Regions from separate parts of the Homo sapiens genome. Here regions 1, 2, 3, 4 and 6 are each linked to region 5. The links are chromatin loops, found by intact Hi-C in ENCODE. Cell type or tissue: MCF 10A. All regions are shown on one strand.

The links. Hi-C counts contacts between places; a loop is a spot of excess contacts. Peaks named below come from ENCODE experiments on the same cell type or tissue, not always from the same donor. Only the 100,000 strongest peaks of a DNase experiment are listed, where the experiment ranks them.
Region 1: a loop joins it to region 5, with 11 times the contacts of the local background. A loop is called at or near these places in 45 of 110 quality-filtered maps.
Region 2: it touches region 5 in a loop (5-fold over the local background); 19 of 110 quality-filtered maps call a loop at or near these places.
Region 3: a loop joins it to region 5, with 4 times the contacts of the local background. A loop is called at or near these places in 7 of 110 quality-filtered maps.
Region 4: it touches region 5 in a loop (5-fold over the local background); 7 of 110 quality-filtered maps call a loop at or near these places.
Region 6: a loop joins it to region 5, with 11 times the contacts of the local background. A loop is called at or near these places in 43 of 110 quality-filtered maps.

What each region holds. Positions count from the first base shown.
Region 1 is chr18:22,464,278-22,469,277 of GRCh38, reverse strand. LOC124904260 (a long non-coding RNA gene) reads left to right here. Exons shown (of 3, transcript XR_007066305.1): 1 at 1-4,415. Among named protein-coding and RNA genes, the nearest start is that of CTAGE1, 49 kb to the right of the region's middle. RefSeq lists enhancers at 1,018-1,312, 511-1,710. In MCF 10A, no CTCF peak of the experiment used is centred here; DNase peaks (open chromatin) are centred at 1,247, 2,427 and 3,057.
Region 2 is chr18:22,383,408-22,388,407 of GRCh38, reverse strand. No RefSeq gene overlaps it. Among named protein-coding and RNA genes, the nearest start is that of CTAGE1, 32 kb to the left of the region's middle. In MCF 10A, no CTCF peak of the experiment used is centred here; DNase peaks (open chromatin) are centred at 2,497 and 3,117.
Region 3 is chr18:22,221,947-22,226,946 of GRCh38, reverse strand. The region is part of intron 2 of LOC105372017 (a long non-coding RNA gene); the gene reads right to left. Among named protein-coding and RNA genes, the nearest start is that of GATA6, 55 kb to the right of the region's middle. In MCF 10A, no CTCF peak of the experiment used is centred here; a DNase peak (open chromatin) is centred at 3,106.
Region 4 is chr18:22,430,183-22,435,182 of GRCh38, reverse strand. No RefSeq gene overlaps it. Among named protein-coding and RNA genes, the nearest start is that of CTAGE1, 15 kb to the right of the region's middle. In MCF 10A, no CTCF peak of the experiment used is centred here; a DNase peak (open chromatin) is centred at 2,402.
Region 5 is chr18:22,561,038-22,566,037 of GRCh38, reverse strand. The region is part of intron 2 of LOC124904265 (a long non-coding RNA gene); the gene reads right to left. Among named protein-coding and RNA genes, the nearest start is that of CTAGE1, 150 kb to the right of the region's middle. In MCF 10A, a CTCF peak has its summit at 2,740 (motif pointing right); DNase peaks (open chromatin) are centred at 1,677 and 2,747.
Region 6 is chr18:21,896,008-21,901,007 of GRCh38, reverse strand. It overlaps LOC105372016 (a long non-coding RNA gene), which reads right to left and starts at 4,075. Exons shown (of 4, transcript XR_935276.3): 1 at 3,792-4,075. In MCF 10A, a CTCF peak has its summit at 3,059 (motif pointing left); a DNase peak (open chromatin) is centred at 3,067.

The DNA.
Region 1 (5,000 bases), 97 kb after region 5:
CAAACAAAAACCCTCTGCATTCCTGAAGTGTGTGTGGGAGTTCTGTTGGTTTGGATGTCTGTGCTTTACAACCCGAATTCAAAATATATAGCCTCTCAGACTCCGTCACGTCCTTGACAATCAATCAGAAGATTGTTATTTGTTTTAATAAAAAAATTTTTTAAATGAGAAATGATCTGAACTACTTCCATTTTATTTCTATTCCTTAACCAGCCTCACCCTACTTCAGCTGATGGAGCTTCCCTAATCTCTAAATTGAAATCCTACAAGCTGCTTGAGCACTAGATTCTAGAACCTGCTCTGGCTATAACATGAAGTAAGTTGATCCCTGTGGGATTTTCCATGCAGTAGCTTGATCAAAGCTACTGGTTCCCACCCAAACCTTGCCAAAGGAACACCAAATTGAACCACCATCCACCAAGAAAGCACCGCCATAAGAACCGAAAGTCAGGTGAGTGATCACAGTACCTGTGTTTAACACCATAGCAAGGAAAGAGGCACCGAAGAGAGAAGGAAAGACAGTGTTGAATCGCCGACACCACCCTGCCCCCATCCCCTGGCAGCAGCTGTGTGGCAAGGAGAGAGAATCAAATAATTGTTAATTCTATGCCCAAATACACAGACCGGGGTAGTGTCTTAGTCTGTTCATGCTGCTATAACAAAATACCACAGACTAATTTATAAACAACAGAAATTTGTTTTTCACAGTTCTGGAGGCTGGGAAGTCCAAGATTGAGGTGCTGGCAGATTCTGTGTCTAGTGAGGGCTGCTTTCTGCTTCCAAGATGGCACCTTGTTGGTTCAACTTGTGAAAGAGATGGAAGGGCAAAAGGGACCTAGCTGGTTTTCCCCAGCCCTTTTATAAGGCACTAATCCCATGTATAAGGGCAGAGCCCTCATGGCCTAATCACCTCCTAAAAGCCCCACCTCTTAATGCTGTTGCCTTGGGGATAACGTTTCAATGTTATTTTGTGAATTTTGGAAGGGACACGAACATTCAAGCCATAGTAGGAAGACTGAGTCAACGTAAACCTGTACAGTAATCTCCCTTATCTGCAATTTCACTTTCCAAGGTTTCAGTTATCTTCAGTCATCCATGGTCCAAAAATATTAAATGAAAAATTCCAGAAATAAACAATCCATAAATTTTAAATTGCGTGCCATTCTGAGCAGCATGATGAAATCTCTCGTCATCCTGCCCAGGTCGTGAATCATGCCTTTGTCTAGCATATCCACACTGTAGAAACTCCCCACCCTTAGTCACGTAGTAGTCATCTCAGTTCTCACATGGAAAAAGCATGTATATGTAGGGTCAGTACTACTCGAGGTTTCAGGCATCCACTGGGAGTCTTGGAATGTATCCCACCACTGTAACCAATATCTGATGCTATTCTCACACCAAGCTGGTAAACCTGGCCTAAACAAAGTCCCAAGCTGCCCCCAGACTTGTGAGCTAGGGCTTTTGTCTAGAAACAATCTTTAGTGACCCAAAGTCAAAGCTTAGGTATCCTGTTGACTGGGCACAGCAGTAGAACCCATCGATTCTGGAACATGGACCTCTAACCAGGTAGGGTTCTGCTTCCTTGTTAGGTGCCTTGAGGAATGTGGGGCCAGGAGGGTCCTTCAGGCCTCTCCCTACACCCCAGTCCCACCCCAGCCCCCTCCTGCTGCTCCTGCAACTGCCCTACTCTCTCAGAAGCCTTGTGCTTCAGAAGTGTTTTAAGACAAGAGAGTGTGAGACTAAATGCAAACTGGCTTCAAAAATGACCATTGTTTGTATCCACTGGGAATCCTTCAAGACCTTTCCCTCCCCTCCCTTCTCCCCACGGTGAACTTTAAGCATTTTTATCCATGGAGACTAAAGACAAAGTACTGTGTCTGGCTTCTCTTCTCTTTTCCAGCCAGCCCACTTGCCAGTCTGGCTTCTCTCATCTTTGTTTGGATGCTCTTCTTCATGACTCCTCGCCAATGCACAGATGTAAACTATTGTCTGATTATTAAAAGAAAAACACAAAACACAAAAAAAGCACACATGCCTTCAGTATTAATGACCATAGAGCTGTCTGCATAAGGTGAAGTCTGTGGTCCTGAGCAGACCACAAGCCATCAGCCCCTGCTGCTCCAGGAACTTGTGCTTTTCTCCTAGGTTTTATTAAAAACAAATTTAGGCAAACACAACAGGCTCAGAAAGGAGCACCACTGTGCCCTTGAAACTTTGCTGGGCAGCCTCCAGTGGCAAGCCTTGTCTTTGTCACCTCCTCCCAGTGAAGTTCACTATCTTTTGGCCCCCCTCAGAACTGCTGCCCCATACTGTCCACCTCAGCCTAGTAGCCAGAGACCTCGTGTTTGGTCTTTGCCCTCAACAAGACACTTCTAGCCACACTGAGTCATTGCTAGCTTGTTGGAAAGGTGAGAGCACTGGGTGGAGAGTCAGAGGCTGGCTTCCCTCCTACCCCTGCTGATAGGTTGCATGATCCTGAGCAAGTTTCTTCTCCCTGCTCAGTATTCTTGCCTGCAAACTAAGAGGGCTGGGCTAGACACATTCCTTCCATTTTTCCTTAAGCAAATATTTATTTAGCTCCTGCTCTGTGCAAGACACCGAGGATGGAACTGAAAACAGGACAAACAAGGTCCTTGCCCTCATGTAGTATATGGAACAGCAGGAGAAAGTTAAAAGAAAGTAAAAGAAGACACTCTGAGCATCCTTGTATCTCCAGCAACCTTCAAATGTGTCACTGAGAACAGCCGAATGTGCTGTCGTTCTGATTTATTGGGGATCAAAGTCTTTAACTAAAGATGTGGGATTCTTGTATGGATTTTCACACATCAGCTTCAGGAAATAAGTAATAAGGAGGAGTTCATGACCCTGAAATCCCCCCTCAATGGATACCTGCTACACTTCTCTCCTGAAAGCCAGGTATCTGCAGCTGTCATCCCACTTGCTACTTTAACTGAAGGAATTTTCAGAAGCAGCAGCCAAACATGACACACCAGCAGCCTGTAGCTCCACCCTTCAGTGGAACTGTTATTTTTAGGCCTCTCCTCTCTTGTCACAAGCATCTACATACCTCCCTGGGTGACTCATGTTTGTGGATAGCACCAAGCACACGTGACTTTTTCAATGTGGGGCTGGCTTATTTTGACAAACCCACTCTCCGTTCCATCTCTACTTGCAATACTCAGAATACTGTAGTGTGGGAAAAACTGTGGGACTTCCAGTGCTCCTCAAATGTGTGCCATGCAGCAGGAAAACTACCCCCAGAGAAGCTGGGACAAAGCTGTCCATGAGCCAATGAGTTACTAGTCATAAAGTTGAACATATTGTTTCCATATTGCTTTGCTCCACATTCGTAGCCATATGACTTGACCCCAGAGTTTCAGGTACAGTAAAATGCTCTTATTCATTATGGGGCCATGTTACCATGCATCAAGGTGATATCCTGAAAAATCACACCTCACATGGCTGTTAGACACTTGTGTAAGACGTGGGCTCTCAAAACAGCACATACCGAAATTGGAGTACTTCTAGAAGGTGTTGGGCCTGAATCATCCATTTCTATCAGAATTTTTAGCAATTTTTTGGTCATAGAAAAAAATATTTCTGAGTCTATATTTCAGGCAATATGACAAAAAGGACAAAAACATTGCCATGTGGACCCAGGTCAGTGGCCTATCTGTGTGGTGCCAGGAGGCAGAGAAGATGAAGTTTCCCTTTCAGATTCAGCAAGTGACTCCTTTCGTCATAAATCCATTCGGTGGTGTCATGCCACACCTCTCTCTTATTACCTGTACACCCACTTTTTGTTTGTATATTGGTTTGTTTGTTTTGTTATTTCTGGTCTTCAATGATCTCAGGCTCTTTCTTATCACAAGGTATCCTCAAGGGCTATTACCTCTGCCCAAAATATATTCACCCTGGAATATATTCTTCACCCAGCTAACTCATTCTGGTCTTAGTTTAAAGACCTTTTCTCCAGAAAAGCTGTGTCGACCCCTTTGGGGGAAGGTGGATTTCTCTGTTTTTTCTTTCATAGCATCCTATATCTTTCCACTGTGGCAGTTCTCACAGCAGTATTTAAATGATTATTTGTTAAAATGACTTGCTGAATACATGTCTTTCCCACCAGATTTTAAACTTCATGAAGGCAAGCCTTCTTTATTCACTTCTACTGTTCCAATGTCCAGCACAACACTTTGCACGTAAGAGTATTTTTCTCAAAACCTGTGTCAATTTGATAAGTATCCTTCTTCAAATTTACATAGAAGGAGGACAACTGAAAAGCAATGTGGTCCATTCCCTGTTATATAAACACGTGTGTTGCACTGCAGAAGCAGAAAGAAAGCAGCAAGTGTTTCTGCCCGGAATCACATGAGGCAAGACTCAACAGAAGATGGAACATTTAAGCAGGCCTTGAGGTAAGAATAGTTCAGGTGAAAAGAGTGGAAAAAGGAATTCTGAGGAGATTTGATACAAAAAAAGGCAGAAAGATATGAACATATAGAATGAATTCCAGGGAAGGCACAGCAGTCAACTGTGGTAGAATACAGCATGACTGTAGAGGAATACAGGAAAGGGATCTGGAAAAATGCTGGTGGACTTGTCTTTTATTCTAGAGACTTTCTATTTGAAGCAAACTGAAATCAAACTTCAAATACATGAACATTAAATCATGAGTTTGTGCTCTAGAAAGTTCTCTCTAGTGGCAGAATGACAGATAGATTAGAGTGGGGAGGGGGTGAAAACGATTTGGAAGGTCATTGCAGTGATCCAGGCAAGAGGTGACCTGGCCCTAAACTCAGGCAGGTGGCTGGCATGGCATGAGGGACAGGTGCAAGAGAGAAAGTGGCAGTACAACCTGGAGGGCTTGGTATGTGTTATGGTTTGGCTGTGTCCCCACCCAAATCTCATCTTGAATTGTAGCTCCCGTAATTCCCATGTGTTGTGGGAGGAACCCAGTGGGAGACAATGGAATCATGGGGGCAGTTCCCCCCATACTGTTC
Region 2 (5,000 bases), 180 kb after region 5:
GAAAACCTTTGGTTTTCCATTTTTCATATGTAGTGGACCCAGAAAGCATTAAGAGGAAAGCTGCCAATGGCATTTAAAGTAAACCCAGGGTGAACAACTTCAAAAGAATAATGTATTATTCCTGGGCTCCTTCCCCATGGGCATTTTGCACATACTTCCTGATTTGCACCCAAGTATGCAGATTTCAAAGTCATAATAAAGGTCTCACTTCTCTACTCTTTAAGAAAAATAAAGTCAAGTGCACTGGCCTAGATGAAGTCATTTTAGTTGGTCAATACCCACCTGGCCTGGGCACCAATGTAGTTTGGAACCATTTTTTTTTCTTTTAATTCATCATGTCCTCATGGTAGCCCCGAGCTTTTTTTTGAAAATGGTTAACAGATGATGTGAGGCCTTGCTATTTATACCCTGCCATCCAGAGAGGGAAGCAGAATAGAAGGTGTCAAGTTGAAAGAAACCAACATTTGCCAAGTGCCCATTATGTGCCAAGGAAGGGGGAAGGGAGGCTTTTCTTGAACTAGAAGAAAAGAAACTGGATCTTAGGAGGCCCAGGATAGAACCAACTGGGCTCAGCTTCATCTGCTCATCACCTCCCTACCTACCAGGCCCTTGGGGGAATTTAGAATCAGGGGAAGGATAGAGATCATGGAGTGCTCACCGTTGGCCAAGAGACACACTATTTCAGGGATATACATAATCCCAACATGCAAAAATGTCAAGAGGAAGAAATTGGAAGGATGAAGCCATTGAAGAATCCATTAGCAAGGGTCTGTAGAGCCTGGAAAGCACAAGGTTGTATAAATATGAAACTCACGAGGCAACACGGAGGAGCAACGAGGTGGCTGGGCAAGCTGCCATATCCCAGCACCTGTTACTCCAGCAGAGACACAGGAAAGACACAGCCAGAGAATTCCATCACACAAGAGTTTATTAATTAATTCATTCATTCATTAAATGTTTTTTGAGCATTTACTATGTCTTGGTCACCGTGCAAAGGTACAAAAGATATTTAAGATATAGTCCTTGCCCTTAAATGAGTTCATATTCTGATGGGGAACCGCCTATTTTAAAAGATAAAATGCAGTGCCAGCCAGGCGCGGTGGCTCACGCCTGTAATCCCAGCACTTTGGGAGGCCGAGATGGGTGGATCACGAGGTCAGGAGATCGAGACCATCCTGACTAACACGGTGAAACTTCGTCTCTACTAAAAAATACAAAAAATTATCCGGGCATGGTGGCGGGCGCCTGTAGTCCCAGCTACTCGGGAGGCTGAGACAGGAGAATGGCGTAAACCCGGGAGGCAGAGCTTGCAGTGAGCCGAGTTTGCGCCACTGCACTCCAGCCTGGGCGACAGGGCGAGACTCCATCTCAGAAAAACAAAACAAAACAAAACAACAACAACAACAAAACGCAGTGCCAGGTGCTCATGTCTGTAATCTTAGCACTTTGGGAGGCTAAGGAGGGAGTATCACTCGAAGCCAGAAGTCTGAGAGTGACTTGGACAACATAGTGAGATCCTGTCTCTACCAAAAAGAAAAAAACATTAGCCGAGTGTTGTGGTGTGCATCTGTAGTCCCAGCTGCTCGGGAGGCTGAGGTGGGAGGATTGTTTGAGCCTGGGAGTTTGAGGCTGCAGTCAACTATGATCATGCCACTACACTCTAGCCTGGAAGTCAGAGTAAGATCCTGTCTCTAAAAACAAAACAAAACAAAATAAAAACTAATTGCAAAAATAGAGTATTGCAATGTGTATTGAGGGTATAATCAGAGGCAGCAAAGCCAGGAAACTCTTCAAGTAGAATCCTTAGGAGTTTTTCTAAACGCAGCTCTGATTTTCTTAGAATTTAGACATCTTACTTCCTGCTTCTGGAATTATAGTGCCTGTTACCTTAGATTGTTAAATTGCTGAGAGTGTGAAGATTTTTCTGCATCTTCATGGGTATCTGCAACATGAAAATAAAAGGATTAAAAATATCTTCAGAAACAATAAACAAGCTAGAAAGCCAAATGATCTTTGGAAAGAAAAGTTGAGAGTCCCTTATTAGACATTAAAACCTCCTACAATGTTAATTAAAACGTGGTATCAATTGAGCAATGGATAGAAAATTCAGTGCACAATATATAGCATGCCCAAAAACATTCACAAATACATGCAGTAGTTTAGTATATGGAAAAGTTTCCAACTCAAATTAGTAATGAAAGTCTGGGTTATTCAATAAATAGCGGTAAGTACCATTTGCAAAGATATCCATTTTATAATATAATGACACATCTTTCCCATCTATATCAAAATTAATTCCAGATGGACCAATAATTTAAATGTTTGTAAAATAAATCTTCAAGTTGCTAAAGTAAAATACGGGTGATGATTTATGAAACCCGAGCACAGAAGGATTTCCTAAGAATGACTAAGAATTAATCAGCATTAGAGGATAATGCTGATAGATTTTACTCCGTGTAAAGAAAGAATGTATGGTGTCACTTCCTCCCATTGACTTGAGGCAAAGGGTGAGAAAATGTCAGGGAGACACTCTGAGCAGACACGTTGACACTGGGGGAGGGTGGGTTTGCTGTCTTCATTTTCCAACAATAATCATGTATTATTGTGTAATACATAAAAGCATGTTATTTTTTACAGTAAATATCTGAGAACTCAATTTTCTTTTTCTTTTTTTCTTTTTCTTTTTTTTTTTTTGAGATGGAGTCTTGCTCTGTTGCCCAGGCTGAAGTGCAGTGATGTGATCTCTGCTCACTGCAACCTCTGGCTCCCAGGTTCAAGCGATTCTCCTGCCTCAGCCTCCTGAGTAGCTGGGATTACAGGCACCCACCACCATGCCCAGCTAATTTTTTTTTTTTTTTTTTGTATTTTAGTGGAGATGGGGTTTTTCCTTGTTGGCCAGGCTGGTCTCAAACTCCTGACCTCAGGTGATCCACCCGCCTTGGCCTCTCAAAGTGCTAGGATTACAGGCGTGAGCCACCAAGCCTGGCCTGAGAACTCAATTTTCGAAGTATTTTTCCCTTGACTCATCTAAAAAACAAACAAAAACTAAAGTTGATATGTTCCCAGTTAATTATACTCTTTTTAAAAAATTCATTTGTTTATTTATTTAGAGATGGAGTTTTGCTCTTGTTGCCCAGGCTGGAGTGCAGTGGCGCAATCTTGGCTCACTGCAACCTCTACCTCCCAAGTTCAAGCGATGCTCCTCCCTCAGCTTCCCAAGTGCTGGGATTACAGTTGCCTGCCACCATGCCCAGCTAATTTTTTTGTTTTTTTAGTAGAGACGGGATTTCACCATATTGGCCAGGCTGGTCTCGAACTCCTGATCTCAGGCGATCCACCCGCCTTGGCCTCCCAAAGTGCTGGGATTACAGGCGTGAGCCACTGCACCCAGCCAATTATACTCTTTTGCATACATTAGGGTGCAATTTTTCAAAGTAACCCAATGAGGTAAATGATTTCATTTTATCTCTACCTTTGGTTAATGAAGATATTAGGACTCAGTAGTGTAGAGAGTTGTCCAACATCACACAGCTAACAAGAAGCAGTACTGTACAGCATCCCCAGGCTTCCTGCTTCATGAGCTATGCTATGCCCCTACCGCCACCGCTGCTACTACTGCACAAACAATTTCTTCTTGCAGAGCTACCTTTAAAAAAAAACAAAAAACAAACAAACAAAAACCAGTCCTTTCAAAAATCATATTTTCAAAAATGCTATTTTAATAGTATTCTTTCTATATATCCATATGCTCAGGCAAAATGTACTACTTCTATCAGTCTTATCCCCAACTTTTCCTAAATGATATGCAAAAAAAACACATACCCTTGAATAAATAATAATTTAAAGGGATAGGTCATTCAAATTCATACATGGAAAATTGTGCATTTCTGTAAGAAGTTACAAAGTCTAGAGCCATAACTCTGTATGCTAAAATACATATATATATAAATATATATTAATCAAAGCACTTAATCTCTCAATTCAATATATCTGCTGTTCCATTTATTTTTCCAAGAACCTGTGGGTGGAAATTAGCTTCACATTTATATAACTAAAGGACCATGTGTTGGCTTTGCCAAATCTAAAGAACACAAGCTCTTAGGAGCTACATGAGAACCAGGAAAATGTCAGTTTTTCTTTTCTTTTTTTTTTTTGGACGGAGCTTGCTCTATTGCCCAAGCTGGAGTGCAATGGCACAATCTCGGCTCACTGCAACCTCTACCTCCCAGGTTCAAGTGATTCTTCTGCCTCAGCCTCCCTAAAAGCTGGGATTATAGGCGTAAGCCACCATGCCCAGCTAATTTTTTGTATTTTTAGTAGAGATGGGGTTTCACCATGTTGGCCAGGCTGATCTCAAACTCCTGGCCTCAAGTGCCAGGACTCTCTATCTGCCCATCTCAGCCTCCCAAAGTGCTGAGATTATAGGCGTGAGCCACTGCACCTGGTCCCTTGTTAGTTTTAAGTTACCGTTCTATCCTGAGCCTTTAGCATGGAAGGGACTCAACAAATATGAATGAAGATCTGGTTCAGAGGGAGACAGGCCTCCTGTCCTTAGGAAGCCAAAATGTGCTTACAACTTTTATTTGGCATTATTTTCAGAAAGGGACCCTCTTCATATTACAGTGGCTAAAAATAGAAAACTACCTAAATGTTAAGTCACAGGAGATTCATTAAATATATTACAGTCTAGACATGTTCTACAATTAAAATAACATTACAGAAGTCAAGTTGATGTATCACTTAGAATGTTTTCAGTTTCAAGTAACATAAAACCCTCACTGAAATTGATTTTAAAATAAGGACTTTTATTATTGCACATATCAGGAAGTCCAGAGATAGAAGATTCAGGGTTGCTTGATTCCAAGTCTCAATAATGTCATCAAGGGCCAGGTTCTTTCCATCACCCTTGCTCCGCCACCCTCATGGGTCATATTTGTCCTCATGTGTATCTTTTTCTCAGTTTCAGGATGGCTACAAAGCTCCAGGCACCACATCCAACA
Region 3 (5,000 bases), 340 kb after region 5:
TAGGATTCAAATATGTGTTGTTCCCCTCCCCGCTTCCTGCATTTCAGGACAGATCTTCAGAAAGGAGCCAGGAGTGAAAAGCTGGATCATTCAGACGAGAGCCTTTGGGGGAGACAGATGTTCAGGAGGAGTCCAAGGGACAGCTTTGGGCTGAGGAAAGGCACTGAGAAGGAGAGTGGGAGGAAATGAAGGCAGAAGCAGAAGGAGCAGAGGAGAGGTATTTAAAGGGCCTGAGAAATCACAACCAGTCGCCCTCTGTGAGATGGCTTGAAAGTGCTGTGTGTCTCCCTCCAGAGAGGACAGAGGTAGAAGAGTGGCCCCTCTTCCTGAAGTCCTGTCTTCATTTGCTACTGCTGAGATTTTCCTAAGAAAACAATTTCAAAGTATCTACATGCAAAAATGTTCCTGGTCCCATCAATAACAGAAAATCCAGAAACAATCAAAATGTCCACCAAAGGGATTGGTTAGACTTAAGTATTCCCATTTCCTGCCTCCTCCTTCCCATATTTAATTTCTTTTCAGACTCCACACATAAGTGGCAGCATGCAGTATTCTTCCTTCTGTGCCTGCCTTATGTTACTTAACATATTGTCCTGTAAGTTCATCCATTTCGTCTCAAATGACAGAATTTCCATCTTCTTTGTAAAGGCTGAATAATATTCCATTATATGTGTATAGAGACAGATAGCTATACTGCAATTTCTTTATCCACTCATCTGTCTATGTACACTTTGGTTGGTTCCCGATCTTGGCTATTGTGAATAATGCTGCAATGAATGAGGGAATGCAGATACCTTTATAAGGTGGTGATTTCATTTCCTTTGGTCAAAAGGTACAAAGTTGCAATTATGTAGGATAAATAAGTTAAAGAGATCTGATGTACAACATGAGGATTATAATTAATAATATTGTATTATATACTGGTAATTTGCCAAGAGAGCAGATTTTAGCTGGGCATGAGGGCACATGCTTGTAGTGATGGCTACTCAGGAGGCTGAAGAGGGATCCTCGAGCCCAGGAGTTCAAGGTTACAGTGAGCTATGATTGTGCCACTGCACTCCAGCCTGGGTGACAGAGGGAGACCCTATCTCAAAAAAAAAAAAAAATTAAATCAAGAGTTTGCTTAGTACATTCAGGGTGTCCACATGATCAATATTATGCAGACATCAAAAATGATCATTATGAAGGCAATGTATAAACATAGGATATAGGTGGGAGGAATGGATAATATTCAGTGAGTATGTTACAATGAGCTTGCCACAATGCCAAATAAATGTGTCTTTATTTGTGGACCAAAACTAGAAAATATGAAAATATATAAATGCTTCTATCATATGAAGATGGTAGTATTATGGGTTTTATGGGTTTTTTACATTTTCTTCAGACCTTTTTTTTCACCTCATTGCTGCCAGTGTGCCTTTTCAAACTTTTTTAGCATTATTTTTATATCCACTTTTTCCATTTAAAATGTCTCTAAGGCTGTGGTAGTTTCATTAGTGGAGACATCCTTCCTGTGTAAATCCAAGTATCTCAGAAGGCAAGAGGATGGGAGAAGTTGTCTTCCTTTTTGAACACCCACCAATAGTCTAGACTGCTTTCACATGGAAGGGGTGCTAATTAGTAATTTTTCACATTTGCTAATGAATAAGTCACCTCGGGGAAAATTGATAGAGGTGTAGAACACAGGTCACTTGTGGGGCCCAGAAGTGAGTTATTGGCTTGGAATGGAAGCTGTGAAAGTTGAAGACGATAAACAGCTACTTGGACCATTTGCCTCAAATTCTGATCACCCATCTCGTCAGCAAAGGCCACAGCTCACTGAGGTTACTGTGGTTTCACCAGGTTTCCTCATTATTTGGAAAAGACCTGAGCTTGCCATTGCTAAGCTAAGTTGAACTATTTCACTTGGCCTAATTTTTCTGGTTATTTTATTTCTTAAAACTTAGCACCAGCTGAGCTTGGTTGCTCACGCCTATAATCCTAGCAACTTGAGAGACTAAGGCTGGCGGATAACTTGAGGCCAGGAGTTCAAGATCAGCCTGGGTGACACAGCAAGACCTCATCTCTAAAAAAAAAAAAAAACAATTAGCCGGCTGTGGTGGTGTGCACCTGTAATCCCAGCTGCTCTGGAGGCTGTAGCGAGCCTGGAAAGTCAAGACTGCAGACGGCAGTGAGTAATGATCACACCACTGCACTCCAGCCTAGGCAACACACCCAAAATCTAAAAAATAAGTAAAATGAAAAACTTAGCACTTATTTTTATTATGGATAAAAACAAGAAGGTGCTTGGCAGAAACAGCACAGCCCAGAGGAAAAAATGGCCCTATTGGTTTCTACCACCCTGATCCTGAATCCCCTGTGACACACAGGGTTAGTGTTCTCTCTTTATGGCTAACAAGTTTTGCTGACCTAGTAGTATTTAGGCAGGACAAGTAAGGCCTCAGGCTTAGGAAGCCAGATGCCTGGGGATTTGTAAGGGAGAGCCCTGGGAGCCTTCCCACGTTGCCCACCTGCACAGAGCTGTGTGCCCTTAAGCAAGTCACTTCACTCACTGAATCCTTCTTTCTGCATTAACTGGAGGATGATTGACACCCAGCCTGTGTTCCTAATACCATCACCCATCCATTGACCAGACACTGTCTTTAGAATCAAATGAGATAGCAGAAAAGGTTTTTTTAAAGCCTTTTACCTATGCTACAGAATAGTATTAAATAAACCAAACACACACACACACACACACACACACACATTTAAGAGGGAGTGGAGGGCGTTTCAGGCATATTAACTGCCCCAGGGACTGACAATGAGGATATAAAGTCCCTATAAGCCAAGGTCCAGGGCTGTCCTGTGTTAGCAGAGCCCTTGAAAGAGCTACCACAGGTCCCAACTAACTATTTAAGAACAAAGGGGAAAACACAACCCAGAAAACCAGAGAGAAGAGAAAAAATAAATAAATAAGAAACCAGGAGTACTGGTGCTTCTGAGGGCAGGTGGAAAGCACAGCCTTAGCCCTGGGGCTTTGATGACATCAGCACTGGCCAGAAAGGAGCTCAGCACATCTCCCTGCCCCTCCCACGGGTTCCAACCCCGCAGTTGCTCACCGCCAGCAGGGCCGGCACCTGAGTCACCCACTTGTCAACGCCCTGGGTTTCCCTTGGACTCCTTGCCCGCCGGGGCTGCCAGATGATGAGATCATAGCACTTGACAAAACCCTGTCTTTCAAAAGCACTTTTATCCAAATGATTTTTTTAAAAAAGAATTTAACAGGCATTATCTTACTAGCTGTCCCATCTTCGGCAAGGCCCACAGCCTGAATACATTAAGGTGTGTTCAGGTTTGAATACACCTTATTTTTTAGGGCAGTCTTAGGTTCATAGCAAAATTGGGCAGAAAGTACGGAGCTCTCACAGACCCCTTGTTCCCCCAGCACGCACAGCCCCACCCACTATCCGCATCCCCACATCCTGCACCAGAGTGCTACGTTGGTTACAATCCAAAGTCCATAGTCCGTGTTAGGGCTCACCCTTGGTGTTGTACATCCTATGACATATTCAGTTTTCAAGGAGAGAAACAGGCAACAAGGGTTCAGAAATGCACACCCTCTCAGTAGAGCAAGGACTCCACCCTCCCCAACCAGGACAGCCTTCTCTCCATCCTTAGTGTGATGCTTTCCTTCTTCAGCCATAAAGCAAGGGAACACTTGATAAGTATTAACGCGTAGGGAAAGTTTTTTCTAAAGCAGAATCATCTAAACTAGTGCTCCTCAAACTTTTACTTGAATACAAATCCCTCGAGAGTCTTGCTAAATCCAGATTTGGCTTGAATAGGTCTGGGACAGAGCCTGAGCTGCTCCAACAAGCTCCCAGGGGATGCCCACGCTGCAGGTGATCAGACCATATTTTGAGGAGCAAGGCTCTGTTTTAAAGGAGTGGCCACAGGGAGTGGGAGCTTTCAAGTGAGTGGATTGGGCCAAATCATACCTCTGCCAATGGCTGGATCTAAAACAATGTGATGATCAAACCTACGTTGCAGGACTCAAGAGGACAATGAATGCAAAGTTCAGTTCCGAGCTGGCACTCAATGACCTGAGCGTAACTACTGTTACTCTCCTTTTTGTTACTATTAGTATTATTATTATTAAGGCAGAGTCTCACTCTGTTGCCCAGGCTGGAGTGCAGTGGTATGATCTTGGCTCACTGCAGCCTCCACCTCCCAGGTTCCAGCAATTCTCCGGCCTCAGCCTCCCCAGTGGCTGGGATTACAGGCATGTGCCACCACGCCCAGCTAATTTTTGTATTTTTAGTAGAGATGGGGTTTTGCCATGTTGGCCAGGCTGGTCTTGAACTCCTGACCTCAAGTGATCCACCCACCTTGGCCTCCCAAAGTGCTGGGATTACAGGCATGAGCCACCACACCTGGCCTGTTACTATTATTATTATCACTCTTCTTCACTCTTCTTCTTCTTGTTTTTGTACTTGCCCAGGTGAGAGTACAGTGGCACAATCAAGGCTCACTGAAGCCTCAACCTCCCAGGCTCAAGTGATCCTCCCACTTCAACCTCCTGAGGAGCTGGGACTACAGGTGTGTGCCACCATGCCTGGCTAGTTTTTTTAAATTTTTTGTGGAGACAGGATCTCCCTATATTGCCCACTCTAGTCTCAAACTCCTGACCTTAAGTGATCCTCCCACCTCAGCCTCCCAAAGTCCTGGGATTACAGGTGTGACCACCATGCCCAGCTTCATTATTCTTTTGGCTGATTTTGATCAGTTTTCCTTTACCCATCTTTGTCTCAAAAAGCATATTATCCACTTTTGGATAATTTTACATTAAATTTTACATTAATTTTACATAATCTTACAAAGAACACCTCATAAAACCAGATTAGCTTGTAAGGTCTAGGCTGTGAAATTAAAAATAAATAAATAAATTAGCATATGAGTTCACTGAATCATGTAGACCAAAATTTTAAATACATCCAAAATCTTTTCTTTTACTCTGC
Region 4 (5,000 bases), 130 kb after region 5:
CAAAACGGAGAGGCCAATGAATCATGGCTGCTCCCTGTCCATCAACACCCCGCCTCACCCCCACCCACTTAGACCTTGGTGGAAATGGCAAGAAAACCAAACAGCTATTTATACATTTCTTTTTGAAGTCCTAAAACTCAGTGGTGGCATCAATTGACTTCTCTCTTCAACTCTCAACCCTTAAGGAATAAAAAAGAGGAATCAGCTGATGGCCATCTCTGAGGCTGACCCAGAGAGTTAAGGAGACTGCTGGCCTCACCTCCTCTGTCTTTAGGTGTTCAGGGAACACAGCTCTAGGGCTTCAGGATTTGCAGTGATTATTTAGGTCCTCTGATTAGAGGCAGGGTTGGAGTCTCTTCAGTAAAATCATCGTGTCCGGCTTCTAGAAAAATTATTATTGCAACCCTTTGAACAAGAAAAAAAACCCCTCTATTTTTAATTTAAACAATAAAGCAAAGAACTTGAAAGTATATCTCAGAGTGGTGTTAAGAAGCCAAGAAGTGTTAAGAAGTGGTGGTGGTGTTAAGAAGCCAAGAAGATGGTGGCCGACTGGGTCAAACGGCACTGTGAGCACAAGGCAGATGCAGGTGGAAAAGTGTGTTTTGTGATCCTGTTGGTATGAATGATTTCTCTCCCAGAAGAGTAGCTTGGTGGATCCATCTTAGGCTGGGGGTTTCCAGGCAAGTACAATGGAGGGAGAGAAACAAGAGAGCTTTGAGGGTGCTTGTGAAGATGGAGCCAACCATTAATTAAGCCATGAATTAATTAAGCCATGAAAGGAAGGATGAGAGAACATGGGGACCTGATGAGTAATAAGAAAATTAGGGAGTTAGTGAAGTGGCCGTCGTGGGTTCATTTAAACCTCAAAATAACCCCACAGTGTTACCGGGGATTAAAGAGATTAACTTGCCCAAGGTCACAAAGCTAATAAAAAGCAGATTGCAGATTTCAACTTGCTTTGTCTGACATGAAATCTAGTGTGTGAGGCACCACTATACATATCCACAGACACTGTAACTTCCCTTCCGCCTCTGGGTAATGTGCCAATTCCAGTCTACCGTAACTGAAACCAGCAGGGGAGAGTTCCAAGTGTGGACTAGGCCGAACTGATCCAACTACAAGACAATCTCCCTTTGGGGTGTCCCGATCCCACTGTGAGGTATGATCCTCTCACCCAGAGCATGTCTACAGAGCATCAAGTAACAGGATGGCTGAGAAAGTCCACATTTTATATGAAGCTTTTCTGTTTTAAAAATCTTTCAGCACTGTGTGTGCATACAATCATTTTTAATTATAGTTTTTAGCTCCTAAAAACTATAATGCATATATATGCTTTGGGATTATAGCCATCTGTTCTAAGTCTCACAATATATTCCAGATATAAAAAATAAAACATAAAACAAAATTTGAAGAAGTCAAGCCAGAGTTTGTAGTTGCATAAAAAGTCTCTTACTTGCTTGATGAATGATAGTGACTTATGGAATTATTTAACATCTTCATCCAGGTGTTTTTTTTTTTCCCATTAATAATAGTATAGCAGCTCAGATAGTTTACCAATCTAAGATCATTTTAATGGTGATGTGTTACTTTTCTCTTGCTTTGGATATTTAAAGCAAGATTTGCAAAGTTGTTTGTTCGTTTGTTTTTGCAGTTCCGTACTTTTTAGTCTTTGGGATGCCCCTCATGAGCAAAGTGTTAAAGGAGAACCCTGTTTCTCTATGTAATTGTAAATGCATAAGCTTGTAGCATCTCAGACTTAGAACCACATTGGAAATCTGGTCGGCGTCCCACGGGGTACAGGAAGCCTCCAGGAGGGGTCCCTGACAGCAGTTACCAGATTCTTCTTAGCCACTTCTGACAACAAACTGCGGAGGCTTAGCCCATCTTTTAACTGCTCTGATTACAGCTCCCAGGGAGGAGACAAACCTTTAAGAGGTCTTCCTAAACCTAAGTGTCCCCCTTGCAGGTCACTTCAGGATATAACTGAATCCAAATTATTAACTAAAGATGTAACGTGTTTTCTCTACTCCCAACCGCTCTCCAAGAAATGTCTTGACTTGCAGCTGCTACCAGAAAGAAAAAGCGAGAACGCCGGTGGCGCCTTCTCACGGACTCTATCAGAGCATGGATAGATTGTGTGCCCTGGGGGGCTGATGTGGACAGGAACACCAGGTTCTCCCTCGTTTGTTCTTTATCTGTACTTACTGCACGTTTTTCTGCCATGGACTTTTTATTATTCTAAATTGTGAGTGAGATAATAGTTGGTTTCTCAAAGTGCAAAGGCTAAACCTACTGATAAACTTCAGCCGCTACCAAAGGATAAACGCCACCCAAACTGCCAAAACAATCATGACCTCACTTCCTGCATGGAGTCTGAATGCTTCACCAGAAACTCAGAGAACCCGGCAGGCAAGGCTCTGGCACGGGTCACAGGCAGAGATCAATGAGTCATCCAAGCCGTTCCTTGGCCAATTCTTTTAAGGAAGGAAGATATGGAGCAAGTTATTTTGCTCCATCTCCCGTATCACTACTTGTGTCTCGGGAGACTTTGCTATCATCAAGCCTTTCAAAGAGATGAGTTTGATTCCCACTGTTCCTACCAGTAAAATTTACTTGTGGGATTTTCTAAAAGTCTGGGCCAAACATCAAACAACTTAGACGTTCCTATCCTCCCCAACGAATGGATTTTCAGGTCTGGTGTGAAAAACCTCCATTTGGGGCCAGGCATGGTGGCCCATGCCTGTAATCCTAGCACTTTGGGAGGCTGTGGCAAGCAGAACACCTGAGTTCAGGAGTTTGAGACCAGCCTGCCCAACATGGCAAAACCCCCGTCTCTACTAAAAATGCAAAAATTAGCTGGGTGTGGTGGTGCATGACTGTAATCCCAGCTACTCAGGGGGTTGAGGAAGCAGAATTGTTTGAACCCAGGAAGCAGAGGTTGCAGTGACCTGAGATCGTACCACTGCACTCCAGCCTGGGAGACAGAGCAAGGCTCCATCAAAAAAAAAAAAAAAAAAGTCCTCCATTTGGGGTGTGGTGGTGCATGCCTGTGGTCCCAGCTACTCCAGAGGCTGAGGTGGGAGGATCACTTGAGCCCAGGCAGTCGAGGCTGCAATGAGGCATGATCACGCCACTGTAATCCAGCCTGGATGACAAAGTGAGACCTTGTCTTAAAACAACAACTGAAAAAACACCTCCATTTGTATAATAGCCAGACCAGAAAAGGATACATTTAATTTGCAATACTAATTAGAGTTTTCTAAGATGAATATTTAAGACTTCCTGAAAGCATTGGCTTGGGAGTTTCTGAAGGTCTGAAAAAAAACCAGTAGCATTTGTGCGATTCTTGAAGTTCTAATGGTCCTAAAACAGATAAAACCGTTCCCAATGCCCGATGGGCTGTCAAATTGCTCCAGGGAAACGGAACAAATATTGTTGGAAGGGCCACGATGGAACAAGTCTTGTTGGTTCTACAGACACAAAGTTACTAAGGCCTTGACCTATCTGTGATTCTCAAACACAGTGGGAAGGACTAAAAGAATGCACAGGATCCGAGGGAAGCCCAGAGGAGAGCCCTGAGCCCAGCCCCGCCTTGGAAAACAGGGTCTGGAAGGGCTTTTCACGGTGGGCACCCTGACTGGGTTTTAGAAGGCAAGTAGGAATTAATGAATCCAGCTACAGTGTAGCAGGATAAAAGGAAATTAGAAATTGAAATGAGAAGGCCTATGTTTAAGACATGATTATTGTTATGTACTGAACGTTTGTGTCCCTCCCTCATCACTCATATGTTGAAGCTCTAACCCCCAATGGGATGAGACCTTGGGAGGTAATGAGACCTTGGAGATGGACCTTTGGGAGGTAATGAGAGTTACATTAGGTCTTGAGGTTGGGTCCTGCATGATGGGATTTGTGACTTTATAAGGAGAGGAAGCACCCACTGAGGAAGGGTCATGTGAGGACGCAGCAAGAAGGTGGCCCTCTGCAAGCCTGGGAGAGAGCCCTCCCCAGCACCCAACCCTGCCGACATCCAGATCTCAAACTTCCAGCCCCCAGAACCATGAGAAAACAAATGTGTGTTGCATAAGCCACCCAGGCCATGGTATTTTGTTATGGTTGCCTAAACAGACTAATATAATTTTTCTCCCTTATTACCTGTGTAACCTTCTTAGAGAAAATAACTTTATGTTTCTAAAACTGTTTCCATTTTATAAAATGGTGATGCGAATACCTAGTTTGCAGCATTGTTTAAAAGTTAAATGAGATAGTATTTCCATTCCAGCCAGAAACTGTGTGCCCATGACCTGGGGATGAGAGAGACTGAAGAACTGAAATCTCACCATCCTAAAACAGATCTGTTTGCACTTTGATCATTTCTTAAATACAAAGATTTCTCCCAATGACTGCATACATTTCATGTGGTAGTGTTGTCTTTCTTCTAGAAATCTGTTATTAAACATTATTGTCTCTTCAACAAATGGGATCTTAGAATCAGGGAAATATCTGGTCATGGTTTTGCCTGGAACAAGGAGCAAAGAGAGACCAGGCTGTGGCAGGAGAGGGGGCTGCAGAGGTAAGCATGGGACATAATTCATGGGGGCAGCCAGGCTTGGAAAAGAGCAAGGACAGGATAGAGTTTATACGTTGGTAGCTGGGAAGACAGGCTGAAGGCTTGGGAGTCTTACGGAGGCAGGAAAACACGTGGTGCAAATAACTGGAGCAAGAGTCCAACAGACCCAGTGCAGACAGAAAGTGGTCATTTGAACATGGGAATTCTCATATGGGGGAGTTTTGGGGAATGCATGGAACAAGCATAGCCAAGAGGGTGGCTGGTTGAAATGGAATCCAAGTAAAGGTCACTGGAGTCAAGGGGGTCAGGAAAATATTGTCTGGAGTGTTGGACCCATGTGTACATTGGCCTTTGATGTTCTGCAAGATGACAGGACACAAAGTGCAGAAGGCTGCTGCCAAAGCCTCCACAGCTTCTTCTCCTGAGTTGCTAA
Region 5 (5,000 bases):
GAAGCAGATCATCTTCCTCTGGAATGATTAAGAAAAATCATGACATGAACTTGCTATGTGGAATCTAGAAAAGTCGAATTCATGGAAGCAGAGCAGAAAGGTAGTTACTGGGAGCAGAAGTGGAGGGGAACTGAAGAAACGTTGCCCAAAGGACACAAAGTTTCAGTTATGCAGGATGAATACTGCCAGAGATTTAATGTACAGCCTGGTGACTGTGGTTGATAATACTGTATTGCATACTTGCAATTGGCAAAGGGAGTAGATCTTCAAATGTTCTCTCCCTCCCTCCCCCGGACCACACGTATATACGCAGTAACTAAGTGAAGAGATGGATATGTTAATTAGCTTGACTGTAGTAATCAGTTCACTGTGTAGTAAATAAAATTAACAAAAAAGGAAAAACAATGATAATATAGATTGCCTTTGATTTTTCCTATGCATGACTTGGAAATTTAGCATATATTTATTGAGTACCTACCACATGTGACCCTGTGCTGATGCTAGGATGCCATGGGAGGTGGTAGAGAATATAAAGGTAAGTAAACCAAAGCTCACAGTTTCAATTTAAAATAGTTCTGTGTAAAATTATTAAATTACTCTTTAATTACTCCAGCAATTCCCAGCAGTCTTTTTTAAACAAATATAGCCTCAAGCCTCTTGCAGAGATGCTTTTACTTCTTACATATTTATATTTATTTTTATTGTGCATTTAAAAAATATTTTTCCCAAGTATCTATTGACGGATGAATGGACAAACAAAACAAAGTGTAATACACACACACACACACACACACACACACACACACAGACAAACACAGGAATATTATTTAGCGTTTAAAATGAAGGAAATTCTGACATGCTGCAACATGGATTAACCTTGAAAATATGCTAAGTGAAACATGCCAGTAACAAAGGGGCAAATAGTGTTTGATTCCACTTATATGAGGCACCTACAGTGGTCAAATTCGTAAAGGCAAAAAGTAGAATAGTAGTTGCCAGGGGCTGAGGGTAGGGGAGAATGAGAAATTATTAGATAGTGGAGACAGAGTTTGTTTGGGAAGATTTTTTAAAGTTCTGGAAATAGATGCTGGGGATAGTTGCTCAATTATGTGAATGTACTTAATGCCACAAAATTGTACACTTAAAACACTTAAAATGGGCCAGGCACAGTGGCTCACGCCTGTAATCCCAGTACTTTGGGAGGCAAAAGTGGGCGGATCATGAGGTCAGGAGTTTGAGACCAGCCTGGCCAATATGGTGAAACCCCGTCTCTACTACAAAATGCAAAAATTAGTTGGGCGCTGTGGCGCGTACCTGTAGTCCCAGCTACTTGGGAGGCTGAGGCAGGAGAATTGCTGGAACCCAGGAGGTGGAAGTTGCAGTGAGTTGAGAGCTCGCCACTGCATCATTCCAGCCTGGGTGACAGAGCGAGACTCTATGGGGAAAAAAAAAAAAGTTAAAATGGTAAATTTTATGTTACTTATTTCTTACAACAAGAAAAATGCTTTTTAACCAAACAGAATATAAACTCTTGTGAACAGGGCTAGGGAACTGATTTTCTCCTAATCACTAAGAAAATTCCACCTGAGAGGCAAGGGCCTAGGAGTTGGAGAGCTGGGCTCCTGTTTGGTGCCAGCTCTGTGGTTAGCTAGCTATGTGAACTCCACTCAACCTTGCCAAGCCTCAGTTTCTTCATCTTTCAAATGAGTAAGAGTGGGGAGGGGCACCGCATATCTCAGTGCTCTGATTTCCATTTAACCACAGATTTAGAACCAAGGTGGCTTGGCTTCAAATATTCAACTCCTCTGCTGGCAAATAAACAGATCTTCGGGAAACTGTACTTGTCTTCCAGAGAAAAGGTTTATTTCAGTAGGTTCTCACAGAGCAAATCTAAGCACCAACAATGTAGAGTTTTGAGAATGCAGAGTATTTCCTGAACACATAATCCTTCCCTCCTTGAAACTGTCTATGATGTAGGAATTCAGTTCCCATCCAGATTTACAGATGTAAATCTTCAGTTACCTAATAAAATGGAGAGAAGAAAATCATGTGATTATATTTTGAATCTAGTAATACTAATGAATTCAAAGCCAGACTTCATTTTAGAGGGCTTTTGTAAAAAGTTCTATTTTCCAATCTAATGCTTGGTGTTGAGTCTTGAAAATTTAAGGTAATGCAAACCCTATCATTTCCACCTCTAAAAATTCTATCAGAGTCTCTAAGAATCTATGTTTAGGCTCCTTACACAGCGGCAAACATGGAAACAATATTTATCGTCCACAACTTTCCTAGGTAGATCAAATTGTTCAACACAGAACTGGCATTCTACTGGCAAGTGCCTGGTTACCAGCTAAATAGTTGGGTACACCCAGTAGACCTGCAGATAGAGAAAGCTTTCAAGACCAGTCTGGATACAAACAATATCTGGGAATCAATTGCCTAGGACTATCTCAATGGTAGGAGAAGTCTGCCTCAAGGAAATGTGTATTGTTCTTGAAAATGCCAGACACCAGTAGGAAACACAAACACAGACTCAAAAGAAGCAGGGAATGGCAGACTGAATAAACAGCACGTGCGCACCCATTTTCCTAGGAAATATGTGTCCAAGACTGAAGAGTTGTGGTGCAGTCTTATCTGTCATTTACGTCTTAAAGATAGGTGAGTCTTGGATAATATCGTGCTTGTGCCCCACAGGAGGCTGCCAACTATTATCATAGATCATCCACTAGAGGGTGACAACCACATATGCTTAGGGATGGATGACTGTAGACACAGTGCACATTCCACAGTCCTGAGAAGAGTTTCTTGAAGCTCATCCGCCTAAGTGGTTGGACTTTCACTTTGGAGTCGCCCATAAAAAGGAGAGAGGGAAACTATACATCTTTTCCATACTTATGGCCTAGGTTGTCTCTCCTTTTCAGACTTAGTTAAGAAAAAATTAAATATATATACGAATTTTTTGTAAGTAGAAGGAACACCTCCTATCACATTAAATAGGAGGTGAGTATCTCTAACAGTTGGGAGAAGGACATGCTGAGATTTTTTCCTATTACTATTATGGATCTTTGGGACAGTTTCAGTAAGTACTTTCAGGGGGTACTTGGTTTTTCCAACTTGAAAATGGGGGCTATTCATTATAAATCTTAGAGCAAAATTCTGATAGCAAAGTAGATAGAGGAATATAGAACCTTTTATTAGAAGGTTTTTGTGTCTTTCTAGGATAATTATTACAAGTAGTATCAATATATACCAACTAATATGCATGAGATAAGATGGCGGGTCTGAGTCTTGGTTGGGATGTGGGTCTGGAATCTTGGATTATGGACATAAGAAATATTATGAACACTTAATGAACACCTAGGCAGCAGGCTCAAGCCCAAGCACACACCACAGTAGCTTTCGAATAGTTTGGATGTATTCTAATTTGTATTTCTCCCCAGCTACTTTTGTGGGTAGTCATTTAGGCAGCCCTTCATAGAGTTCTGGGTCTTTTCCTTAACTTTCCACAAAAATGTTTCAGCTTTAGGAAGAGGTTTTGGGAAACCAGAATGTTTCCATTACTGTACGGTTAAACCTTTTGTTCACTACTTAGACAAATATACTGAGCACTCATTTTTGTTTTTTTTTTAAGAGACAGTAGCTTTTATAACAGGCTCGAACATAAGCTCCTGTGAACTATGTACATAGTAAGTCCTCCGTAGCTGTTGCATATATAATCCATGGTTAGTATAAAATTATCGTAATTTTAAATAAGACAAGCCATAGTTCTATGAGTGATATAATTTTAAATAAGACAAGCCATCGTTCTTTGAGTGATGTGTTTGAGTGATGCTTCTTGATACTTCTTTCAGCTTAAACATAGAAATCATGATCACACCACTGCACTCCAGCCTGGGTAACAGCGAGACTCTGTCTCAAAAAAATAAAAATTAAAACTAAAATAAACATAGAAACCAGATTTTCTTTGGTTTCCTCTGTCGGTGACTTTGGCTGGTTCTCTTTTGCATGTTCGTTGATGTTTCTCCTTGCCTTTGTGTTTAGTGTTTTTAGCAGGCGGTGTTTATAATAGACTAAAACTTTGGGAGCCAGACAGACCTGGGTTCAGTGGGTTTACATTGCTGGGTTTTATAAGGATTAGAAGCAAATATATGTACAGTGCCTGGCACAAAATATATAAACAAAATGTTGTTTGTTAGTTATTAGTACTAGCTGTATTAATAATAATAATGATACTATATATAATAATATACATTTGTATATATAATAATATATATTTGTATATTTTATATATATAAAATGATAATATTGGAAAGCTAGAGGGTGCAGCGAAGAGATGGCAGGGTGAGCGTGGTATAAGTCTGAATTTGGCCATCTGGTTATTTGCAAGTTCTCTTCCAGCAAATATTTGTTGTGTACCTTCCATAAGCAGCATTGTTCTAGGCACTGGGGACCAAGTGAAAAACCAGACCCCGTCCTAGGAACAGTATTTGCTGTTTACATTGTCATATAGGAAGGAGCAGTGCACTTAGCAAGAGAATTTTTTAGTGGTGCTGTTTTGGGACCTGCTTCTATTTAACTTAACGGAAACTGTTTTCAGTAACAGATTTATTGAGATATAATTCACATACTATACAATTCACCCATTTAAAGCATGTAAGTCTGTGGTTATTAGCATATTCAGAGTTGTACAATCACCATCACAATTAATTCTAGCAGTCGCTCCCCCAGTCCCCTTACTCCTACCCCCACCCCCAGTTCAAGGTAACAGCTAATCTACTTCCCGTCTCTATAGAGTTGCCTGTTCTGGACGTTTCATCTAAATGGAATTATAGAATATGTGGTCTTTTATAAGTGGCTTCTCTCACCTAGTTTAAAGTTCTCAAGGCTCATCCATGGTTATAGCATGTATCAGTATTTTATTCCATTTTATGGCTGAAAACATTTTTGAAGTTTCCTTAATGCACATTAAATACTCATATGTTGATTGATTCATTCATTTT
Region 6 (5,000 bases), 670 kb after region 5:
TTTGGGTGGGGACAGAGCCAAACCATATCACCTGGAGAAAGTGGACAGTTGTGACCCAAGAAGGCTGTCTCTTCTCAGGTCCCAGTTGAGCGCTTGCTTTTGTGACATGAATGTCCCCTAACCTTTTTTACTGGCACAGTGACTCATGGCAAAAGCAATGCACTTTGTCCCAAGCAGAGACTGCAGCAGTAGGGAATATCAGGAAACCTTGGGATCTGCCCGCCTGCAGGTGGTGAGGTCCTATTAGTGGGTGGACAACGCGTCCTTGTTTGCCATGGGTGTGAGATCATTGCTCTGCTGTCTGCTGGCACTCCCCTGGAGCTGCCTCAGGCTGGTGGGTGAGTTAGGTCTCTAAGGATGTTCCATACAGGGACTGGCCCTAAAGTTAATGCAGCTTAGGCTGCAGGACCCTCATTTGCACAGGCCCTCCAAGGCTTGGGAAGGGTCCAGCAGTGTTTTCACATTTGCATGATTACATTGTTTTTTCTTTTTCTTTTCTTTTTTGAGACAGGGTCTTACTCTGTCAACCACACTGGAGTGCAGTGGCACAATCTCAGCTCACTGCAGCCTCAACCTCCTGGGCTTGAGCAGTCCTCCTGCCTCATCCTCCCAAGTAGCTGGAACTATAGGCACACACCACAATGCCTGGCTAATTATTTTATATATAGAGAGAGAGATGGGGTCTCACTGTATTGCCCAGGCTGGTCTCAAACTCCTGGGCTCAAGGGATCCTCCTGACTCGGCTGTATTCCCAAAGTGCTGGGAATACAGGTGTGAGCCACCACACCCAGCCAAAAATAATATATTTAACTGCTATCAGTTATGACTATTTTCTGTTTCTACTCTCACTTTCCTTTCTCCACTCTTTCCCTGTGCCAGGTGGGATGGACCAGCCATGGGCATATCTGAAGGTACATTGAGGCAGATGAGAATGCATTGAGGGTACATTTATTTGGGGTTTTGTTGGATACATTTATGTGGCTTACAATTACTTCTGTGAATTCTTCACTTATTACTTATTACTAAGCTATCTTAGGAGCACCCTCATCTCACTCCCTGCCTAGTGTTATGACGGGAAGAACCAGGGCTATCCCTATACACTGTGTCCTATGGCATCTGGCATGAGAAGTACATAGATTGTGGAGGAAAAAGGTTTGAAATGAATCAAGCCAGAAGGTGGTCTGTGAAAAATTCTTCCAACTGTCAGACATGGAAAATGGTAAGCCAAAGGTTCCATTAACAACTACTAGTCAATGGCGGAGTATGGTGACTCATACCTGTAATCCCAGCACTTTGGGAGGCCGAGGCAGGTGGATGGCTTGAGCCCAGGAGTTTAAGACCACACTGGGCAGTTTAGTGAGACCTCATCTCTATTTAAAAAATAAATTAAAAGAAAAAAACTAATCAAAATGGAATTTGTCTCCTGTGAAGAATATGTTAGCCGGGTGCGGTGGCTCACGCCTGTAATCCCAGCACTTTGGGAGGACAAGGCGGGCAGATCATGAGGTCAGGAGATCAAGACCATCCTGGCTAACATGGTGAAACCCCATCTCTACTAAAAATACAAAAAATTAGCCGGGCGTGGTGGCAGGTGCCTGTAGTCCCAGCTATTCTGGAGGCTGAGGCAGGAGAATGGCGTGAACCCAGGAAGCGGAGCTTGCAGTGAGCTGAGATCGTGCCACTGCACTCCGGCCTGGGTGACAGAGCAAGACTCCATCTCAAAAAAAAAAAAAAAAAAAAAAAAAAAAACGAATATACCTGATAATACAGCACATACAATTATGAACAAACTTTGCTTTTTTTCTTTTTGGAGGGGATCACACAAAATACAATTTTCAGAATTTCTCTATAGGTATGGGATAAAACTGCAGAAGCACTACAAACAGCAAGTTATAGTCATGTGTGAAATCCTATGTGTTATGCATCCCAACCATCAATAATAATTACCAAGCAACCACGCTAATAGGAACAGCTGAATTACATTTCTATTTTCTCTACTAAAAATGATTGTAGAAAATTGCAGACACATTGAAAGACAATCAAAGAGTATAAAGCTAAAGATATGGGGGAAAGAAGCATTAGATACGTTAGGGGGCTCAGTAATAAAAATGTGCATTTTTTCTGGATTTGGAGACATTTGTAGTCTTTTTTCTAATTGTGATCAGTTGTGATTTATTTTCTCATTCTAAATAAAAATTTATTTTCACATATACATTTGTATTTGTCATTTTCTGTTATCTTCCTAAAGATGACACCCAAATTATATACGCTCTGGGCCTCACAAAACCTTGATCCACCTCCTGAATGTCCATATTAGCTTATAGAACTGATAATCATCCTTGCCAGGACCATGGAAAACACTGATTTTTGTTTCTCTGGTAGACAGGCAGTATGTTATGATGCTTAGGGGCCAGGAACTCTGGGACCAGAATGCCAGAGTTCAAATGCCACGTAAAGCATGACCCACAGTTTCTATCATTTATAAGACACTTAGAAAGTGCCGCTTCATAACACTTCGTAAATATTCACTATATTATTATTAGACTTAGACATGTCTTCTCTTGTTCTAAACCCTTATCCAGTTACAATAATTGCAAGATACAGAATTTTGAGAAATCATTTGTGATTATATTTTATGTACAGCAATTTTTAAATGAAACACTACTCTAAACTAAAAGTAAAGAATGAATTAGGGCTGGGCACGGTGGTTCACACCTGTAATCCCAGCACTTTGAAAGGAGGTGGTGGCAGGAGAATCGCTTGAGCCCAGGAGTTTGAGGCTGCAGTGAGCCATAATCATGCCACTGCATGCCCTCCTGGGCAAAAAAGCAAGACCCCAACCCTAAGGGAAAAAAAAAAAGAATGAATTGGAGCTCTCTGTCCCTTTGTTTCCCACCACATGGTAGCATGAGGATGGAGTGCAAGCGCTGGATGAATTCAGCTTGAGTAAAGCCAGGTGATGGAGAGGAGAACGTGTAAAGGTCAGAGGTCCATTCACCAATGCAATGATCCTCACTGCCCCAACGCTAAGCCAGGGAGGAGCAGGGCTTCATTCTATTCACTAAGGGGATTTTACTGACCCCTTGTGGGAGAAGAGGTTGGTGCATCCAATAAACATCCCAGTTTGGGGAACATGTTCTCCTGCAGTCCTTCACCCGAAAAATTCAAGGAACAGAAAGGTGAGGTAGGTTACTAACTGCCCGAGTTCTTCCCATTCAACTCGAAACTCTTTACAGTTACTTCTCAGATCAACTTCTTTCCTGACACTCTTCAGAGTTCTCATCAAAGGCAGGAGGAGTTTGATGTCAGGAATATGGGCTTTGGGTGTTCAAAAACAAAATGAAGGAAGGAAAGCAGGGAGGAGGGAAGCAGGCAGGGAGGGAGGAAAGATAAGAAAAAAATTTTTTGGATCTTAGCACAGCTACTGGCAAATGAAAGACTGTAAGCAATCTGTTTAACTCCCTGGGCCTCCCTATCCTCACAGGTGAAATGAAACTCATAATGCTAATGATTGAATCAGATGGTGTATATAAAGTGCCCGTGCGCAGCCCACAGTGGATGCTAAATAAGTGTCTGTTGTTATCGTTAAACATGATGCTGCCATATTTACTCAGTATCATGATACTCATTCGACAGTTACTTCACACTACTATAAAGCACATCTTTTGAAAGAAAAAAAAAACAGAAGTTTCTTTTAAAAGAACAATTTCCTCAGCAGAGACCAGGCTTGACATAGTCTCTGACAGTATACACAGATGGAAACCACTTCTTGTCCAGACAGCCCGGCTTACCTCGTGCAGGCCAGGCCATTCCGGGGTGGAGAGGGTTGGGAGGGGTCACGGACAGCACCACCCCTTCTGTAGAGCGGGCGGGGCAGCCTAGCTCGGGCGTGTCTTCACTTCTTTTCCCGTAGGAAATGCCTAGGGTCCTACGCAAGTAAATTCTCTTTGCTGCGACTGGAGAGAGACGATTCCCATTTATCCAGCCTCCTCATGTTCTGGCCTAAGACGCCCTCGGCCCTCCAGGGGAGTGGGCTCCCGAGCAGGGCGGTTCCACGGTTAGATGGAGAGGAGGGGCGCGGGAAGACCGCACAAGGCCGGCTTCGCTCCCTCCGCGGCAGGTACCAGGGGCCTGGGCAATGCCTCCTCACTCTTTTCGCCTTCGTCCCCAGGGGAGGGGAGATGGGGCTGAAGGATAACAGACACAACTAAACTGGAGAGACTGGGTTAGAGGAAAACGAACTGCCTGGCTTGGAACCACTTGGCCAGACCCCTGGAGTGAATCCCACACCTTTCCAGGCTGCTTGACCTCCCTACTCATTAAGCCAGTGCAGCCCAGAATCCTGACCTCCCAGGCCTCCTTCCCAAGGTCCCCCCGCTCTGGAATGGCAGCATCTCCGACTTTTCCTTTTTCTGTCTCCCGCTACAGAGCAATCGAAAAAATAAGTTCTTCTATGTATAGTAAGATATTAAAAGTCATTATTGACCATGCGCAGTGGCTCACGCCTGTAATCCCAAAACTTTAGGAGGCCGAAGCAGGAGATGGCTTGAGTCCAAGAGTTTGAGACCAGCCTGGCCAACATGGCAAAACCCCATTTCTACCAAATATATATATATGTATATATATATTTTAAATATATATATATGTATATATATATTTTAAATATATATATATATTTTAAATATATACAACATATGTATGTATTATATATATGTATGTATGTATACAAAAATTAGCCGGGCTTGGTGGCACACGCCTGTGGTCCCAAGCTACTTGGGAGGCTGAGGTAGGAGGATTTCTTGAGCCAGGGAGGTTGAGGCTGCTGTAAGCTGAGATCCCGCCACTGGACTCCAGAGAATGCGACAGAGCAAAACCTGGGCATCAGAGTGAGAACCTGTCTCAAAAAAAAAAAAGTCATCGTTGTTAAAATGTGAAAAGTTAGATGAGGTCATCATGTATGCTATATGTATGTTTTTAAAAAGAAAGGAGATACCAATACA